Regions from separate parts of the Homo sapiens genome. Here region 2 is linked to region 1. The links are chromatin loops, found by intact Hi-C in ENCODE. Cell type or tissue: psoas muscle. All regions are shown on one strand.

Region 1 (8,000 bases):
GTCCCAGCTACTTGGGAGGCTGAGACAAGGGAATCACTTGAACCCGAGAAGTGGAGGTTGCAATGAGCTGAGATTGCACTACTGCACTCCAGCCTGGGGACAGAGCAAGACTCTGTCTTTTGAAAAAAAAAAAAAGATAGCAAATATAGGAAGGGAACACATTCCGAAGAGCTGAGTTGGCAAAACTAATAAGAATAAGCCTAGAAATCTTGGCTCTGAACTGTCTGTGCAATATCAAGGTACAGATGTATCTGGTAGTCAATTGGATATTGGAACTGTGTATATATAACTCATTTTCATTGATTTTCATGCTGCAATGGTAATCCCTAAATAATTATTACTATATGATATTATTCATTATATAACACTAAACCAGTTATTATATAGTTGGCCTGTAGCTTAAGCCATGGATAAGGGCTCAAAACATTAATTTATAGCAATAACTTTAATAAATATTCCAAAACCTGAGAATAGATTATAAAGTTTCTGAAGAAAATGACAATCAGTGTTCCGTAAAAATCAATTTGATTCTTAGTTTACCATGTGTTTGGCTGACAGACATATACACAATACAAACATTTATCCTTTTCTAGTAAGTACATGTGATCTTCCATTGGCACTGAGAACATAAGCTAACAGTCAGAATTTTTGGAAATGATTTTCTCAGAGACAGCATTTGCTCAACTGATGGTTCTTACACTTATTAGATAGTTATCTAACATATAAGAATAAGTTAGGTCAAATTTTTCAGGGAAAGAGACCGAGTATGAATAGATCAATGATCTATGAGGTTAGAAGGAATAAATTAGACTCGATTTTTGAAAATTTAGATTATCTAAAAGGGCAATGGTTTCCTAATTATGGATGGAAAGTAAGCCAGTTAAGAAGCTTCCTCAACAGCCTCAGGAACCACTGCATTGAAGACCAAAGAACGCCAAAGAATTCATCAAACCTAGTTTCTGAATTCTAAATCCTCATGGTCAAACCAGATAATTGAGCATGATCTTTAATTTTATAGCAGCAAATCATCTGTGGGATCTCTCTCAGGGAAGGACCTAGTGTTTATAGAGCCACAGATGTTCAAAAGTGACAGAATCCTAAATACCACATCTTAACTTATACCAACAGCCATTCTACTTTACATCTATAAACTGCCTATGAAGAGATTTCTTGAAGTATAATAAAATGGAAGACTTTGAATCTTCATGAAAAGGAATGTTAATGCCACAATTTCTGTAATTAAATATTTGTTGTTGGCAAAGTAGGAAGAAAAAGGAAAACTTCTTTTGAAACAGCAACATTATTTTATTACTTATTAAAATATGTATAATATTAAGTAATTTGAGAAGTGAAACAAGTCAGATATCGCATTCACAATGCCTAACATATAGTAAGCCCTCAGGAAAGGTTACCTCCATTATTAGTTAATTTTACTGCAATTTTATTAAAAATTTTAAACCAAAATACTATCTCTAGAGACAACCACTACTAACATCAAAATAAATATTCATCAAGACATGTACAGACACGGGCACACACAGATGCATACGTATATAACTTTTCTATTATGTTATAACATACTTTTCTACTCAATCATATATTGTGCATATATTTCTACATCATCTACATTCTCCAATAACTCCTTAATTGCTATATAATATTCTTTGGGCAGCTCTGGTTCTAAGAAGATGAAGGGTTCTTTTCCTATCTTCAAAATAACCACAGTAATCAAAGACTTGTTAGTCAGGGATTTCTGTGCCACTGTCAGGAAGATCTTGGCAGCATCCATCTTACATAGTTATACAACAAAAAGAGGAACGACCAGTTATATGATGAGCTAAGAGGAAAAAACTTTCCTTGAAGCTTGACTTTCATGTTTTTATGTTTACAATCTCATACAGAAACATACATAGACACACAAAGTTTAGAAGAATAAAAAAAGTAAAATCGCTGTTTTTTTCAAGAAAAGTAAAATATCTGGTTATTTTCAATCACTTCTGTCTGACAGAGTCTAAGTAAGCGCCTGGGTGATGAGAAAGATTTAAAATAAAAATGTAAAAAGTGAGAAGAAAAATTTGCCACAAATCATTCCCCACAAAACTTCTGAGACGGAGCCTTAGTGTACATGCGTGGAATTGGCTGTATTATTTCAGCCTCAATGTAAGATGCACAAAGGAAAGCCAATGACAGTATGAAAAACTTCCTTAAGAAAAATGTAAGTCATCAACACTGAAGCAGAATTAATCCATACTCCTCCCAGTCCTACCTATTTCAGCCTTGAGAATAGTTGACAGAGTACAGAGTATATTCGGGCCTACAGACACATTCACTAGCCTCTCAATTCTTTAACAGTTCTACATGTACCACCCAAGGGAGACTTTAGCTTCAGAGCAAAGTCACTTAAAACTCAACAACAACAAAAAAGAATTTTTTTCTTCAATTTCCCTAATGTGGCTTCAGTGCCCCAGGAGAGGAAATGCAGATTTGCCATCCAGAGCCCAGGGATCAACAGAGTCTACTGTTTTTCAGAGCATCAAAATGAGGTATCTGGGAACTTAAACTAATGTGAACAGGTTTGGCCACTTGCAAAGTATCAGATCCTGCCGTAAAAATTATAGCAAAACAACAGCTTCTTTGAGCACAAAAGGAGAAAATAACAAAATGTTACATGATAAAAAGAAGAGATGTCTTAACTCCAAACGAAATTCAAACAACCCATCCGGAAAACTTATTTAGAAGAAAATCTTCACCATCTATACATCTGACAAGGGACTAATATCCAGAATCTACAACGAACTCAAAGCAGTAAGAAAAAAACAATCCCATCAAAAAGTGAGCTAAGAACATGAATAGACAATTCTCAAAAGAAGATAAACAAATGGCAAACAAACATGAAAAAATGCACAATATCACTAATGATCAGGGAAATGCAAGTCAAAACCACAATGTGATACCCCCTTAACTCCTGTATGAATGGCCATAATTAAAAAAAAAAATCAAAAAACAGATGTTCGTGTGGATGCGGTGATCAGGGAACACTTCTACACTGCTGGTGAAAATGTAAACTAGTACAGCCACTATGGAAAACAGTGTGGAGATTCCCTAAAGAACTAAAAGTAGAACTACCATTTGATCCAGCAGTCCCCTCCTGGGTATCTACCCAGAGGAAAAGAAGTCAATATTCAAAAAAGATACTTGCACACGCAGGTTTATAGTAGCACAATTCACAACTGCAAAATCATGGGACCAACCCAAATGCCCATCAATCAACAAGTGGATAAATAAACTGTGGTGTACATATATAAGATGGAATACTACTCAGCCATAAAAATGAATGAGTTAACAGCATTTGCAGTGACCTGGATGAGATTGGAGACTATTATTCTAAGTGAAGTAACTCAGGAATGGAAAACCAAAGACCATATGTTCTCACTGATATGTGGGAGCTAAGCTATGAGGATGCAAAGGCATAAAAATGATACAAAGGATTCTGCGGAGTTGAGGGGAAGAGTAGGAATGGGGCAAGGGATAGAAGACTACAAATATGGTATAGTATATACCAAAAGCTTAAAAATCACCACTAAAAAACTTGCTCATGTAGCCAAATACTACCTGTACCCCAATAACTTATGGAAAAATAAAATTAAAAAAAACTTATTTGGAAAATATTTCAGAACATTAGTGAAATACATACATAGAAGCACACATGTGTGCACACTCATACACAGTTATCTACATTCTCCAGATATGACACATGAGTTAAATAGATATCAGTAGATAGTTAGGTATGCAGAGATAGATAAGATAGATGGATAGGTATCCATGGACATCCACAGATAGATAAATATGCACGGATAGATTCATCTCACTGGCATATGGAAGAAAGCAGGAGGCAAAATTATTAGGAGTATATTTAAGAAAGAAGAGAAGTGGGTAAGGGACAAGTGGAATGAATTTACTATGTTTTTTATACACATAAAGGAAACTTAATGGTAAATTCACTGTATCAACTAAAACTAACTTTCTCATCTGAGTCAGCAATTGAACTTGGCTCTTATACTCTGAATAACATTTGCATTTCTAATTCTCCAAATTTCAGCATTAGTTACTCGCAAATGTTTATATTCTGATCATTTTGAATACAGAGCTCATGTCACTGGTTTCACTAAAGGCAAGATTCTCCTTTCTACCAGTTTCATAAATAAGAATCTGTACTTCTTTTAGGTAGTTTATAGCTGGAAAATGAGTTTGAGACCAGCTAACAGACTCTTATTCCATCTTGGCTGTGCATGGGCCACTCTTAGGTCTTTGTCTATAAATGTATGAATTAAAACTGTCAATCATTGATTCTCAAGTACTCATTAAACATTACAATACTATAGGCCAGATACTATGCTTGGTTCTGTAGTAACAACAACAAATGAAATCAGCATGGTCACTGTACTAGTAAAGGTGTACTAGCAAAGGTGCAGATATTAAACACTGAGCTCCACGATTACTTTTCCATTGCAATTGTGATGAGTGCTGCAAAGAAGAAAGAAGTACAGGGTATGGAGAAATGGGCCCTAGTGAGTGTGGGGAAAATTATAGTTCAAGCAAAGATTAAGAGACTTGAAGTTGTCTGGGACAAAAAAAGCAACAATAGATGAATAGGTAAAGGTACTGAGACACAAAGTCAGAGATACTTATTATGTAGATCCAAATGAATAAAACGTGAGTAGATAAGAAAGCAAATATTTTCCCGAGTCTTGATGATTACAAATTACTGTCATTTGTAACTAAGATTCTCCCTAAGACCACCGCTGCCTGAACAAAAAAAGGAAAGGAAACTGAGTGTCTATTATGTACTAGGCATATCCTTGAAATCTTTTACATGTTCTCTTATTTGATCCTTCCAACAAGCTTGTGAGAAAGGTATCATTACCATTATTTCTATTTTACACAACAGGAAACAGAAGATAAAAAGATGAAGTGACTTGTTTCAGACCAGAATTAAAGTTCAAGTAACTGAGTCCATGATAATACTCAAGCAACTACAACTGTCTACTTCTCTTTCTTTCTATGAAAAAATCGCTGATAAAATATGACGTGATCTTGCCTAAGATGTTACCTTTCCTCAACAAAATAGTGATTTTTCTATTTTAAGTATAGATTAATGATATTTATTCTTCATATGCCCAGATTAAAATGACTTTTTAAGCTCAATTTATAAATACAGTGGTCAAGCTCTATCAAACGTTATTGAAATGTTTCCATATGAAAGATGCTAAATAAACAAATATTTAGCTATAAAATTTTAAAAATCCATTTCGGGGAGTTTTATAAATTTGCAAGGTAAAAAATCGAATTTGACTATTACATCAAATGCTTTCAAATTGCTGATATTCAACCATTTGGACAAACAAAAGTAGTAATTCCTTATGGTTCAACCTAATGTTTTTTGCACTCATGCTGAATTTAAGTCATTCTTGTGGGCATGAAATACTTCTAGTTCTTTCAGCTGGCTGAAGAGATAAGGTATAATAGTTAAACATTTAAGCAGCTATTAAATCACTCAATTTAGAGGTATTTTAAGGCAATACATAATTTATAACTGAAAGGCATAAAACAGTATGATCAGAAGAGAAAGAAAATTTAAAGATAGAAGTTATTTCTATGGGCTACAGTGGCTTGGACAGTCTTTCTTAAAGAAAAATTCAGTAGAATTTGAGTGAGCTCAAGGGATTTTAAATCCCTATGACAAGAGCCTGAGCAGAAACTAAAAAGAGAAAAGCCAATTTAGAAAATATGACAATGAAAATTAGGCAGACTGTGGTGAAATAGAGTGTGCTTGCCCCACATTTAGGCATTCAAATTTAATTTAAAAACAAACACTGCACCTACAAAGAAAACACATTTTCAGATGTGAATTGGGACATCAGACTGGCAGTTTGAACTTTGGTTAGAGAGAAAAGTAAGAGCCCACTAGCAGAAAAGTAAAAGGAAAGGATAAAATGAAATCAAAGCATTGTCAGACAAGAAAGCCTAGGACAATGTGGGTAGGGAATGGAAGGAGACATGTCCAGAAAGATGGCTGTCCATTATCTGGAAAGCCCTCAGAGCCAGAGTAACAACTTCGAATTGGATAACTTGAAGTTCCCCAAATTTTGTTGGGGTATTTTTTGCCTTGGCTGGGTATTGGTTTTTTTCAGATTATCCTCTCCATTTTCAAATATGCTGCCTCATTTCTCCTTGTGTCTACATCCTACTTTCTTTCAGATATGGCTTTAAAGTAGTATCTTCCCCTATGCCTCTCTATCAGAAGGAATTATCACTCTCTTCTCTCAGATTTAGTAAAACTTTGTCTCTCAAGACTTACAGCACCTTCTATATAGCACTATAGTTAACTATGTGCACCTCAGTTTTCCTGCTATACTGTGAGTTTCTTGGGAAGCTACATCAAAATCACATTTGTACCCTATACAGCATGGAGAATGGCATTTAAGATATTCTAGTTGAATAATTATTCAATTGAAAGCTCTTTCCCCTTTAGGAAATGGAGTAATCATCAAATGTTTTAGAGTACATGTATAATATAATCAAAGTAATGTTTTGGAATGTTATTTGGTAGGAATATAGAACAATGTAGAAAGTAAACAAGAAATCTAAGTCATACTTATGGGCCTGGAGCAATAGGTATTAAAAGGAAGGAATGTAAGAAACGATTTGTTTTCTAGGAAGGACTGGATACCGTGTTTCTAATTGGACAGTGAGATAAAGATGTGGAAAATGTCTGGGCAGTTTTGAGTCTAAGGGGATTGGAATAATTTCACAGTAAGAAAAGAGCCTGGTTCAGGCCAAGGGAGTCAGAGAAGTGAATTGACTTTCAGGCCTATTGAGGTTTCTATAGCAATAAAACAGCCAAGGGAATGCATAGAACGGAAGTTTGAGAACAATCACCTCTTTCAAGGAATTTCTACAGATTTTGAATAGCACAGCATAGGGTGAAACATACTATATGTTGAGAAAATATCTTTTTATTTTTGTGTCCCAGAACAGTACCTAGCCTAGGTTGAAAAGAATAAAATAGACAAGACAGTGATGGGGCAAGAAATGAAAAGGGAAATGCTGTAAGTGCTAATTAAGAGTGCTTGAAAGGGAGAATTTGGTAGAGCTTGAGGATGGAATACCAAACAGAAAGATGAAAACACCTGAAGGAAAAGTTAGAAATCACCAAGGAAAATCTTTGGATACTTTCCCATTGTGAACCAAGCCAGTCGTGTCTGCAAAGAGACTTGTCTCTAGGCTCTGAAGATGTGACTTCACAGTTCTGCCCAAGTTAATAACCTAGAGACTCTTCATACCCCTTCCAACCGCACACAGCCAATTTCATCAATAAAGACGTTCTGGTACAATGGCCTGGAATAAACAAACTCTAAAGATGGCCTCAGGGTACTGAACAGTTGGCAATAAGTATACCACACAGCACACTCAGATCATTAAGTTCCACTGAGACCAGCAAGTGACAGACATCTCAACGTCACAGTTAAATTCTTCTCCTGATTTTTCCCATATTTGAAAGAAAGTTTGTACTGAAAAATTGGAATTCATAGTCCGGGATTTATATTCCTTTAATGGATCCATAGATAGTCTTCAGGAGGTCTGGAGACCGCTTTACAATACAGAAAAAAAAATGTGTATTGTGTATGTACACACGTCTGAGAAGAGATCCACTGATTTCATTAGACCCTCAAAGACATGAGAGAAAGCAAGAGATTAGGAAACACTGCTAAAACACCAGAAAAATCAATGAAGCTTCCTCATCTGGGTTTATTTAACATGAGAAGTTTTACAGAACTGATAAATGAAGAATACAGTACAATTATTTGGCCATTTATAGTAAATATTCTATTATTGATGCATCATAAATATTCTTATAAAGAGTTTAACGTGCAAGTAAAATACTTTCATAATTTTAAATTTAAAAAACAGGAAACTAAATTGTGTATATTGTATGACTT
Region 2 (8,000 bases), 260 kb after region 1:
AGGTGCTCAAAGTGGGCAAGTAGTTGGCTTTCATAATGGTAGGGTTTTTGTTTTCACTTTAGTTTTATTTTTGTTAGTTTGTTTGTTTTGCCAAGTAAACACTATGAAGGAAGACAGGAAGGCAAGACAGTTAACTTAAACTCCTAATTTCCCAGGGGTTAATTACAGTGACAGAACATAGCGTCAACACCTTCAACATGGGAAATCTCGTGCTCTAAACCAAGCAGGGGGGACATTTGCAAAAAAACAGAAAGGAAATAAAAAGCATTATTCAGATTTTCAAAGGAATGTGCTTTTAAGTAAATCTAAGCTGGATGAAGAGAGAATGAGACTGGAAAGCTTGATAATGAAATGCTGAATAATGAAAAGTGGTGGGGTTAGTAGATGGGGATCCCCATGAAATAGAAGAACTGGTAGGGGGCTGGGCACAGTGGCTCATGCCTGTAATCCCAGCACTTTGGGAGGCCCAGTGGGAGGATTGCTTCACCCTGGGAGTTTGAGACCAGGCTGGGCAACATAGTGAGACCCTATCTCTATGAAAAATTTAAAAATTAGTCATACATGCTAAAGCACACCTGTAGCCCCAGCTATTTGTGGACTGAGGCAGGAGGATCACTTGTGCCCAAGAGTTCATCATTGCAGTGAGCTATGATCATATGACTGCACTCCAGCCTGGGCAACAGAGTAAGATCCTAGCTCTGAAAAAAAAAAAAAAAGAATTGGTGGGATGTAGACCTAAGAGTGAGCCGGAGGATCTGTGGTGGTGAGACCTTTCATTCTAACTGCATTCAACTCTTACCTTTGCTACATTCACTATGATATTGTCAGCATTTCCTCTATGTAAATAATTTGATTTTCAGCTGTGTGTACTCTGCTGTCTGTTGTTTCTAATTTATGTATGTTTTATAATATTGTTTTGTTTCTTAAGTTATTCCCTTGACTCTGAAATCTGTCTCATTTTGTTCTGCTTTTTGTGTTTTTTTGTTTTTGAGGTTTTCCTGCCATCATGTCCTTAAATTCTTATTTTATAAATTCCTGTTTTTAACAAGGAATCCTATTTCTAATTCTTTTATGACCCAAAGGACCCATGGAAATGTGGACTATTCAACTGTGTTTTGCCCACTACATTCCTTCTTCCCTCCTTAGTCCCTTCTTCTTTTCCCTCCCTTACTTCCTTCTTTCCCTTCTCCTCTTTCCTCCCTTTCATTCCTTTGTCTGCCTCCTGTCCTTTCTTCCTTCTCTTCTTCCTTCCTCCTTCCCTTCTTCTTCCCCCTTACTTCCCTCCATGCTGTCTTCTCCCTTCTAGCCTTCCTTCCTTTTCATCTTTTCTCCCTCTTCCCTCCTCTCTTTCCTTTCCTCCTTCCCTCTTTTTTTCCTTCCTTCTTTCCTTTTTTTCCTTTCCCCCTCCTTCCTTCATTTTCCTTTTTCCTTCCTTCCTTCTTTTTTTCCTTTTTTTCTCTTTGTCTTCCTTTTTCCTTCCTTCCTGCTTCTTTCCTTCCTTATTCTCAATTTATCTAGCACCATCGCTTGGATTTTTGTTGTTGTTGTTGTTTCACACAAGTTTAAGGCTGACAGCTCTAACCAGAACTTCTCTTTACTCTGGTAGACTGCAAGTCAGGCCTCATTGGCACCCTTTGCAGTTCATCTAAGACTGTGCTGTTTTCCCCTCTGGGCAGCAGGTGAAGGAGTGAATGTTGTATTAGACCCATCTTCCTGTGGCCTGTGGTGCAAGGGAACAGGAGAACCTTCTGCTGGGGCTCTGAGCAGCCTCAATCCACAATGTGAAGACATGAGCTCTTCTATTTCTTCAGAGTTTTTGTTTATTTGTTTGTGTTTTTGAGATAGTCTTACTCTGTCACCCAGGCTGTAGTGCAGCGGCACAATCTCAGCTCACTGCAACCTCTACCTCCTGGGTTCGAGTGATTCTTGTGCCTCAACCTCCCGAGTAGCTGGGATTACAGGCACGCACCACCACACCTGGCTAATTTTTGTATTTTTAGTACAGACAAGGTTTCACCATGTTGGCCAGGCTGGTCTCGAACTGCCCTCAAGTGATCCGCCCACCTCGACCTCCCAAAGGTCTGGGTTTACAGACATGAGCCACCACACCCAGCTAATTTCTTCAGAGATTCTCTTAATATCCTGTATGACAGCATATCACCTGGCTATTGGCGCCAGTCCCCCAAAACCTTTCCCATGGGGCAAGAGTGCCCAGAGCCTTCATGTTACTGCCCAATTTCTTGGAAAGCCCTTCTTTTCTCTACTGATACCCTGCGATGATACTTAAGCATTTCTCTTAACTTTCCCTAGGCTTCCTACTCACCCCCTCAGTCTCCTTCTCCACAAACTGGGGAATTTTGACAAGAATGTTCAGGACTCTATGGACTCCCCATCTCTCCCATGCTGTCTCTGGAAGGTGGGTGTGGGTTAGATGCCATGCTAGGCCCAGCCATGGTAGAGTCTTCTGAGTCTTTCTTTAGCTACCAGGTTTCCACAGTTAGTGAAATTGGAAACTTCTCCTCATTTGACTGCAGCTGGTGAGCTTACTGTTGGTTTTGATTATATTTGTTGTTGAGAGGCAGATTTTTGTGATTCTCTTTCACACGACTAACTGGGAAGCACCAAAAATGAAATCTCTCCCTCTGCCTTCTTGTGGAGACAGATCTTAAATATGTAAATAAACAAGAAAGTTTCAAAGCATTGCAACAGAAATAAAATACAAGGAAAGCAACATCTCTTTTGGTTTGTCTTACTAGCTTTACCTTCCTTACTCCCTGGAACTATCATTTATAGGGATCTAGCCCTATAAATGACAAGTTGTTGCTTTAGTTGGATGCTGTGAAGCTCTAAATAAAACTGCTCCTAAGTGGATTGTGATGTCACACTTAATAAAAACTTTATTTTATGGGATAGTCATGGGAACAATGACAGGTTAGACACACTAATCTGTCTCCAGGTGGTGGGCAGGGGTCGGGGGGAAGGGAGTCCTCATCTCTAGCATTTACAAATTTCTGTAGTATAAATACTTATGCCATGCTGATTTCAAGCTACTAACGATTTAATAACTGGCTTGAAAACTCCTAAATATTAAAAAAAAAAAAAAAAGAAAACTCCTAAATATTTAACAGTGGGCTCTTGTAAGTCAATACAAGACAGCAAAAGCCAAGCCCTTCAGTCTGTGCCCCATTGGGGCTGCTACTCTGGGACCTAAGCTCCAGTTCTCATTTTCAGAGTGGCCTTGAACAAGTTATATAACTGTTCTTAGTCTCCATATTTTCATTTTTATAAAAGGATCAATAATATGATAGAAATGTATGATGGTTAGATCCCATAATGTTTGGTTCATAAAATCTTCCTAATTCATCAAGCACATACATGATAGAGGGGGAGAGGTCTATCATGAGCTGAGCTGTGAACTTGAGATTCTGAGGAGCTTCAGAATAAATGAAGACAGGTTCCTGCACTCACTCCCCATATAATTCATTTGTTAAACTGCATCCCCTCTCATTCCCTCCCTCTTTCTCACATGCATACATGTCCAGTTGAAGCCACCTGAATGTCCGATGTTGAAAGCTCAGTTTCCCGCTGTTGTCCTGACTTCCTTAGGGAGTTTTGATGAGTCATTCTGGCTCCGAGCCCCGCCACTTCCTCCTCCTGCAGAGGAAGCTCATTTTCAGCACTCACACCCACAAACCACACAGGAAAGCGAGAAGTGGGATTAAGTGAAAATGTTGAGCTCCTTCCATCGCCTCTGGTCCACTATTATACATGATCTTGCCAACTGTTCCTTGACTGTGTCTGCAGCTTGTCTGAGAACTGGAGTGGCCCCTGGAGCACACATCCCTGCCTGTGCATTGCCTGGAAAGTCGAGCTCTATAGCCAAGGAAAAACCTCCTGATTGGAAGGCAGAAAGCACTGGGTTTTGATCCAGCTGAACTGGATACAAAGATCTTAGTTTCTTCATCAGCAACCTAGGCATAAATAGTTAGGCATACTTCATAGTGTTATGTAAAGATTAGTTGAGATAATGCATGCAAAATGCTGAGGATAATGCCTGGTACATAGAATATCCTCATATATGTTAGCTAAAATAACAATAATAACCTTTTCTTGAGACAGGGTCTGGCTGTGTCACTCAGGCTGGAGTGCAGTGGCACTATCAGGGCTCTCTGCAGCCTTGACTTCCCAGGCTCAAGCAATCCACGCACTTCAGCCTCCCAAATAGCTGGGACCACAGGCATGCACCACCACACCTGGCTATTTTTTTTTTTCTAGTAGAGATGGGGTCTCACTATGTTACCCAGGCTGGTCTTGAACTTCTGGACTCAGTGATCCTCCCACCTCAGCCTCCCAAAGTGCTGGGAGTGCAGGCGTGAGCCACAGCTCCTGGCCAACAATTATTATCATCATTAAGTAGATCTGCCTAAGGATATCTTTCCAGTCTTTGAGAAGCTTCCCCTATGACTATTTTAAAACGTGTATCCTTTAATAAATTTCAAACTCACTATTCAGGATTTCTTTCACTGAGTTGCTATTTTTTAACTTATCCAAAAGCTCTTTCATAATCTTTTATGCCATTTTGCCGAATAGGAATTTTTCTGTATGGTTTTGCTCTAGATGTCAGTCTAGACTGTTTTGAAAACCTCATACAAGATTTGCTTGTTCTCCAGACATTTATTTATCATTTGATTGAGAAATCTTTTTATCTTTTTTCTATTATTTCCCTTTTTCTTGATTTTTGCAATGCAGATGGAAAAAGGAATCAGTGTTGGGTTGATGGCCATGGGTGCTTAGGAAAGCCTGGATTCATTTATTCATTCCACACACATTTGTTGAGTACATTTCTTATGCCTTTGTGTCAGGCACTACTCTAGGAGATAAGCCCACAGAGAACAAAAACACAGTCCCTAGCTTCAAGGACTTCTGAGACTAAGCAGAAACTACAGACAGATCAACTGGTGATAAATGTGTGGTGTGTTAAGTGCTAGATACAAGAATTCATATACCACTATGGGAACCTGTGGGTCAGAGGGAGCTAAACTGGGAAAGGAGGAGACAGGGAAGTTTTTCTGAAGTTTGCAAGTGACTTTCACGTAAAGAAAGTGGACAAAAAAAATCCCAGGCAGGGCCAGGCACAGTGGCTCACGCCTGTAATCCCAGCACTTTGGAAGGCCAAGGCAGGTGGATCACGAGGTCAGGAGACTGAGACCATCCTGGCTAACACAGTGAAACCCAGTCTCTACTGAAAATACAAAAAAATTAGCGGGGTATGGTGGTGGGCACTTGTAGTCCTAGCTACTTGGGAGGCTGAGGCAGGAGAATGGGGTGAACCCGGAAGGCGGAGCTTGCAGTGAGCCGAGATCGCACCACTGCACTCCAGCCTGGATGACAAAGCGAGACTCTGTCTCAAAAAAAAAAAAAAAAAAAAAAAAAAATTCCCAGGCAGAAGGAGCAATAAACACATAAGCACAAAAACATGAGGGAGCCTGGTCTACCAGCAGCCGCATGTGGTTGTATTTGTTGGAAATTAGGAAGAAGGTAGGGAAGTTCCAGCAGTGGGGCCTTATAAGCCAGGTCAACCTGTTTATAGAACATCCTGATATCAATAGGGAGTGATCGAAAGATTTTAATCAGGGGAATAAAGAGACCAGACTTGTGCTTTGAGAGGTCACTGCAGGAGCGATATGGAAAGACTTAAAGTGGGGAAGTCTGAAGATGGAAGGAGGTAAACACAATGGGTAGAGAACAAGGAGGTTTGAACTGAGGAGACAGCAGTGGGAATGCAGAGAAGTGGAGGGCTATGAGAGAGATGTGAAGCAGCAAACTCAATAGCTCTTGGTGACCAAATAGACATGGTAGATAAGAGAAAAAGAAGAGTCCAAGGATGACTCTTAAATTCTTGGCTTAGGTATCTAAAGACTGTGGTGCCATCCAATGAACAGGAAGCACAGGAGGAAGAATAGATTTAAGGGGTTAAATAATTATTCGTTTTAGATATCTTAGGTTGATTTGCCTGTGATACGTCCAGACCAGACCAGGTGTGGTGGCTCACGCCTATAATCCCAGCACTTTGGGAGGCAAAGACAGGAGGATTGCTTGAGCACAACAGTTCGAGATCAGCCTGGGAAACATGGCAAAACCTCGTCTTCACAAAAAATATGAAAATTAGCCAGGCATGGTGGCATGTACCTTTAGTCCCAGCTACTGGGGAGGCTGAGACTGGAGGATCACTTGAGCCCAGGGAGGTCAAGGCTGCAGTGAGCCAAGATTGCACCATTGCACTCCAGCCTGGGTGACAGCGTGAGGCCCTGTCTCAAAAAATAAAAATAAAAGTAAATGTCCAGGCCAGACAAAAGTGTTTCAAAGTGGTGCAATGTGTCTAGTTTGGAGTTTGAGAGACAGATCTTAGCAGAATACAGGTAGTAATCAAGGTCACAGACATATATAGGGAGTCAGCGGAATGAGAAGAGAATAAACAGTCAAGGAGGAAAGACTGATGCTATGGTTTCCATGTATGTGTCCCTCCAAAATTTACATGTTGGAACTTAAACCACAAGGTGAAGGTATTAAGAGGTGAGGCCACCTGGAGGTGATTAAGCCATCAGGGCTCTGCCCTCATGAGTGGGATGAGTGTCTCTATAAAAGGGCTTGAGGGAGTGAGTTCACCTCTTCTGCCCTTCTGCTTCCTCCACCATGTGAGGATACAGTTTCATCTCTTTGGCCATGTGAAGACACAGCAAGAGGCACTATCTTGGAAGCAGAGAGCAAGTGCTCACCAGACATGGACTCTGCTGACACCTTGATTTTGGACTTCCTAGCCTCCAGAACTGTTGTCTGTAAATTATCCAATACAAGGTAAATTTTGTTATAACAGCAAATAAACGAAGACAACTAGCGACCATAAATAGCAAAAAAGAAGAGAAATAAAAAGGAAAAGCCAAAGAGATAGAAAGGAAATAAGAAGAGTGGGAAACCATATTAATACTTAAGATTTGTGGCCAGGTATGGTGGCTCACTCTTGTAATCCCAGCACTTTGGGAGGCCAAAGTGGGAGGATCACTTGAGCCCAGGAATTCAAGACCAGCCTGGGCAACATAGCAAAATCCTGTCTTTATAAAAAAAAAAGAAAAAAAAACCTACAAAAATGATCTGGTGTGGTGGCAGGCACCTATGGTCCCAGCTACACAGGAGGCTAAGGCAGGAGTTTTGAGCCCAGAAGGTTGAGGCTACAGTGAGCCGTGATTTTGCCACTGCACTCCAGCCTAGGTGACAGAGGTCTCATCTCAAAAAAAAAAAAAAAAAAAAAAAAAGATTTAAGGCTCAGTTCAGGTACCACATTTTCCAGAAAAGCAATTACCTGTCTCCTCCTGACACCGAAGCCCCATCCTATAAAACCCTCAAGGGTATGGTCCAACTTTTACACATCTCCACATCTGTAGAACCTAGAATGGTTTTCTGACACATTGTATCTATTTGGTCCCTCAATATATGTTTTTTCAAAAAAATTGAAATCAAGGGAAGAAAGACACTCAAATGAGAGGAAATGATCAGCTCTGTGAAATACTTCCAAGAAGCCAAGTCAAAACGTTGTACTTCTAAACAAGACAGTCAATTTGCAATGGCAAGAGAACTTAGTAAACTAAAAGAGGCAGAAACCAAATAACGCTGGGAGTGAATTGAGACAGTAGGGAAAGAAAAAGTAGATTTCTCTTCTGAGAACTTTGTCAGTGAAGAGTTACATCACTTCATATAATAGCTGGTAAGGAAAGGATTTTCACCATAATGGCTCTTGAAATATTATGCCACTTTTGAGGCAATTTCTTCTGCTTTATTACAATGACTTTTTCACCTAAAACATACGAGACAAGTCCTCTATAAGAAGTGATATTTTGGTATTCTGGTTCCAGGCAAAGTCACACTCCCCAATTTACTTGACACAACAGTTTCTCATCAGAGTATCATGCAAAACAAATTTGAATTGCACTCATGTTTGTATAAAT

Evidence for each region. Hi-C counts contacts between places; a loop is a spot of excess contacts. Peaks named below come from ENCODE experiments on the same cell type or tissue, not always from the same donor. Only the 100,000 strongest peaks of a DNase experiment are listed, where the experiment ranks them.
Region 2: it touches region 1 in a loop (15-fold over the local background); 1 of 110 quality-filtered maps calls a loop at or near these places.

The regions. Positions count from the first base shown.
Region 1 is chr9:71,386,329-71,394,328 of GRCh38, forward strand. It overlaps a transcript of TRPM3 not described here. Among named protein-coding and RNA genes, the nearest start is that of TRPM3, 270 kb to the left of the region's middle. In psoas muscle, no CTCF peak of the experiment used is centred here; no DNase peak of the experiment used is centred here.
Region 2 is chr9:71,643,723-71,651,722 of GRCh38, forward strand. No RefSeq gene overlaps it. Among named protein-coding and RNA genes, the nearest start is that of CEMIP2, 120 kb to the right of the region's middle. In psoas muscle, no CTCF peak of the experiment used is centred here; a DNase peak (open chromatin) is centred at 3,629.